2 separate regions of the Homo sapiens genome follow, and region 1 is linked to region 2. The links are chromatin loops, found by intact Hi-C in ENCODE. Cell type or tissue: Caco-2. All regions are shown on one strand.

Region 1 (2,500 bases), 120 kb after region 2:
ACACACATGGTAAAGACTTCCCACACTGAACCTGCTCATCTCACTCTCTGTCCTGAAGTGTGCCCATCTCTACTTGCTGGTCTTGCTCTGATCTTGCTGATACCTCCCTTTTCCTAATGGGAAGGAGGATTATTTTTTCTTATCCTATTCCCAAATCCTTTAACCCATAGAGGAAAAAACAACAACTTGTAGTCTTTGCATACCTGAAAAATCCTTGGAACTGAAGCGGGTGGAGACTTTCTGGTCTACAACCTGCCAAGGTTCAGGGAGATTACAGATGCATTGAAAATACTGTCAGGGACATGCAATAGAACAAAACAAGACCTTGGCCTCTGCCATGATTTACAAATGTCCTCCAGTACCACTATTCATTTTTGACAGGTCAGATAAATTTGGATTTGTTTAAGCCTTGTATTCAGCTGGAGATTGGAGAAAAGTTAAAAAAAAAAAAAAAGAAAATGCTATTAGAAATGAAAGAAACGGGACATGTGGGGCCCACTTTTCTGCACTTCACAAAATTACATTCATTCTTAATTCACTGAGTGACACATCCAGTAGGAATGTGGACCCCCTATTCTGTATGTACTGAACCCTGTGCCGGATGCCGGGAATACGGACAATACATAGCATTCATCTGATTGTCTTCACAAGGAGTGGAGTGTCCACAGATGCTTTTAGTTTGCTGTTTAGACTTATTTTTCTTGAAATATAAAGTGAATTGCCTAAAAGACTAGCAGAATGAGCTTCAGGAACGAAGAATTTCAGAATGTTAGTGAAAACCATCACGAATTTCCTGGTACCTCTGATCCAAGGCCATGGAGGATCCTTTCTGATAGAGACTAAGAGAGTGGAGTTCAGGAGAAAGGAACCATTCCAATATAGCTGATTCTAGTTTGATTCTCTAATCTCATTGTCTCAGTTTATTGGCCACCTGCAAACTCAAAACTTCATGAAAGAATATTCTTTAGGAATAGACCAGAGTCCCCTTCCCCCACGTGCATACACCCACACTTTGTGGGCTCACTCACTAAGTTTAAAAATAGGAACCATGGTGTTGCCATGACGCCCGGTGCTACTCAGCAGCGTTCCTTTTCCCTTTGATGTGATTCCTCTTCATAGCATGATTTAGTGAGAATCTGGCTCAGAGCGGCCTCTAGTGGCTCAATCCTTAGGGATGCGCTTCCTTCCCCAGCCCAGTTCCAAATTCAGCCCAGTTCCAAAATTAACCACCTTAGCCAAGTTGGACACTTGTGTGTTTAGAACCATTCTCCATGCAATCAGCTATTTTTTTTCAGAATCTTTCTCATCAGCCACAAGTATTACACCGGGGAGTACCTACTGAGTGCTCAGAAGTGTGCGGAACAGCCCAGGTATTCACCATCTCTCTGGCCAGGAGAGACCAGCATTACCCCAAACATTTGGTGAACAGTAGAGAGCAGTGGCAGGGAAGCTATGTGGTAGAGGCAGTAATGTTGAATAAAGTAATCCCAGTAAAATAGGTTGGTTAGGATCATCAGAAGTTAGCTTTTTTTTTCCTTTTCTTCTTTTTTTTTTTTTTTTTTTTTTTTTTTTGAGACGGAGTTTCACTCTTGTTGCCCAGGCTGGAGTGCAATGGTGCAATCTCAGCTCACCACAACCTCCGCCTCCTAGGTTCAGCGATTCTCCTGCCTCAGCCTCCCAAGTAGCTGGGTAGCATGCACCACCATGCCCGACTAATTTTGTATTTTTAGTAGAGACAGGGTTTTTCCATGTTGGTTAGGCTGGTCTCGAACTCCTGACCTCAGGTGATCTGCCTGTCTTGGCCTCCCAAAGTGCTGGGATTACAGGCGTGAGCCACCACACCTAGCCACATTTTTCTTTTTCAGATACAAGAGTCTTCTAAAGTGTATCAACTGATACTGACTCAACAGCCTCAGGGATGTATTGATGTGCTGACTTCCTCCCGTGCTGTCTTCACCATGTTTTCATTTTTCTGTGTTTTGAGTTCCTTGTGTCAGTGCTTCTCAGTCATGACTGCATGTTAAAATTTCCTGAGAAGCTTTAAGAAACTGTATACAGACCCCAAGGCCCCACCCAGCACACATTCTGATGTAGCTGCACTGGAAGAGGGTAAGGGCCCGGGAACAGACGTGTATTAAAAGCATCCAGGTTGATTCCTAAGGGCAGCCAGGAGTTGTAAATCACTGTTCTCCAGTCTCCTGTCATTTTTTTTTTACCTCGGTTATCAGAATAGGGTAAAATGCAATGATAGCATTCACATGCATTTGAACTTGGTGCTCTTGAAAGAATTCCTTCCTTTCATTCTTTCCTGACTAGTCTGAAAATTGTGATTTCCACTGGTGCTATGAACTTCAAAATTTGGAAAGGGTACAGGATATGAACATTTCATCATGGTGATCCTCTTGCAGGTGGTCATGATTTCCTAATTTGGTTTCTGTTCCTGTTGCTGGTACTTCATGAGTCTATTTTATGCAGAGGGATGAGTTTTCATCAGTAAAAC
Region 2 (2,500 bases):
GGGCTCCTCTATGATAATGGCAGATAAGGTAAAAAGGGGCTGCAGGGAGAAGGGCCTGAGGGTTTGTGCTGAGGACTAAACCATGCATTTGTTTTCCTGTAAAACTTGATTGTTAATGATGGAAGGTAACCAGATTGCATTGACAGCGTGGATAGGCCAGCAATTAATCCTTTTTTTTTCTCTCTCTCTCTTTGAGACAGAGTTTTGCTCTTGTCAGCCAGGCTGGAGTGCAATGATGCCATCTCGGCTCACTGCAACCTCCACTTCCCAGGTTCAAGTGATTCTCCTGCCTCAGCCTCCCGAGTAGCTGGGATTACAGGCGCCTGCCACCACACCCAGCTAATTTTTGTATTTTTAGTAGAGACAGGGCTTCAGCATGTTGACCAGGTTGGTCTCAAACTCCTTACCTCAGGTGATCCACCTGCCTCAGCCTCCCACAGCGCTGGGATTACAGGCGTGAGCCACCGTGCATGCTTAGCAATCTGTTAAAGATGAAAGTGAGGGAAAGGTGCTGGTATCTAGAAACTCCTATAGTTTTGAAAAGGTTTTTGTGTCCACTTGTTTGTAAATGGACTCACTGAAATGACTAAGGGATGTTGACGCTTGTAGCTCTGGGATACCTTTTCTTCAAATAGGTATATGAAAGGCATACTCTGTTATTCTTTGGCAATACGTGTTCTCCCCCATACTGTTTTCAAGACTATAAAAAGAAAAATCCCTCAAGGCAGGTGATTTCTCTACTTGAAGATACAAATGTCATAGGGAAATAATTCTTGCCAAGGTATTAACGCTCATCACACATATTGATCTGCACATCCAGATGGATTTTAATCCGTGGAACCTGTAGCAACACATTTTTCCCCATGCTTAGATTTGAAGGCAATTGGGTGCACATTAAAATCACCTGAAGAGCTTTCAACACTGCTGATGCCTGAGTCCCACCCCTCGGGATTCTGATTATTGGCCTGGGCTTCGGGAGTCTTAAAAGCTCCCCAGGTGATTCTAGAGTGCAGTTAAGATTGACAACCACTGCTTTAAATCTCCAACAAATCCTAGCCTCTCCTGCGTTAATGTTAGGCTAATTGTCATATGACTAATTGCCACTTGACACTGGGGCTTATTCCCTAACTGCAGAAAAAAGCGTTTTATTCTGCTTTGGGTTGTTTTGTTTTTACATACTATCAGTTATTCAGTTATTTTCCTTGCTTTACTGATTATTGTTCATTACTTAGATACAGCACTTAGTACATATGCACTGTCCTTTGCAGCCAGCCATTCACGTCTTAGAATAGTTAGTTTCACCACAAGTGCTACGTTTATCATTTTTCATCATTTTGGGTTTCTACTATTGTCATTGTCATACTTTTTATCACCACATTCAAACCTGCCTTTAGTTTTGTACTTAAAAGACATGCTTTCGGGTTAATAATGTTTGTAAACACCTTAAAACCTAGCACAGACACCACAAGCATGCTGCCTGGCTAGTTGACAACCTCCGCAGTGGAGCAGCTGAGCCGAGACTAAAGGAACCTTGCATGACCGTTACCGCCACCTGTCGGCAGCAGGCAGAGATGACTAGCTTCTGCTTCAGAGCTTCCCTTCAGTCTAGGAAAGGTCAAGTTAAAAGTGTTAAGTGAAGACATTCCAGTATCATATGAGAAACATATTCTTCCATTTACGTGGGTGCAGGTACAGATGTTAGAAAATAGGCACTAGCACAAATAGCCCATGCTAAGGGAAGTGGGAAAAATAAGCAAAATGGAAAATGTAGACTGCTGTGGCAGAACCCGTTGAGTTGTGCTTCAGGTAGATTTTTCTTTTTTTCAAATATGATTGTCCTTAGCAAATTATATTTTATTTTAACAGTGGCAATTTGAGGGCACAATTTTGCTTTGAAAGAATTCTGATATGGTTAAGAGCGAATTTTAAAATTACCATGAATAAGTACATATCTACTTTGAGAGCACAACAGGTAAAAATGATTTTTTTCTCATGTGGGCTGTTGTGCAACCTATATTATTTCTCCCTGGTAGAAAAAGTTATGCCTAAACTAGCTGATTGCTTCTCTCTGGTACCTTTTACAAATCCACAACATCATTATACAAATATAAGGTAACTTGCAGAGCATGCAGAGAGACTGAACTCTTTTTTTCGCTGATGTATCTTAGGGGCTTTGAGAGTGTTCCCCATATGCTAGGCGCTTAGTGCTGTGTATGTACTATCTTATTTAATACTCTTAACCAGTTAGCGACCTAAGTGATATTATTTAATCTTTATCTTACAGATGGGGAAACTGAGGCTCAGAGAGGTTAAGTAACATATCCAAAATGCTACAGCTCTTAAGTGGAAGCCAGGATTTTAACATTGGTTGCTAGCTTCAAAGGCTGTGTACTCTCTTGTCTCTCAAGAAAATGACTGGTTAAGGTCTCATATATCTTACTACCCTTCACTTTCTCCCTTGTTAGATGGCATTGTGGGGGATGTCATCTGACTGAAAGTG

Evidence for each region. A loop is a pair of places that touch in the nucleus more often than their neighbours do. Peaks named below come from ENCODE experiments on the same cell type or tissue, not always from the same donor. Only the 100,000 strongest peaks of a DNase experiment are listed, where the experiment ranks them.
Region 1: a loop joins it to region 2, with 7 times the contacts of the local background. A loop is called at or near these places in 4 of 110 quality-filtered maps.

What each region holds. Positions count from the first base shown.
Region 1 is chr12:13,738,447-13,740,946 of GRCh38, reverse strand. All of the region lies in intron 4 of GRIN2B (glutamate ionotropic receptor NMDA type subunit 2B), which reads left to right. Among named protein-coding and RNA genes, the nearest start is that of GRIN2B, 240 kb to the left of the region's middle. In Caco-2, a CTCF peak has its summit at 1,158 (motif pointing left); a DNase peak (open chromatin) is centred at 1,126.
Region 2 is chr12:13,863,326-13,865,825 of GRCh38, reverse strand. It overlaps GRIN2B (glutamate ionotropic receptor NMDA type subunit 2B), which reads left to right. Exons shown (of 14, transcript NM_000834.5): 3 at 1-28. Among named protein-coding and RNA genes, the nearest start is that of GRIN2B, 120 kb to the left of the region's middle. In Caco-2, a CTCF peak has its summit at 1,545 (motif pointing left); a DNase peak (open chromatin) is centred at 1,525.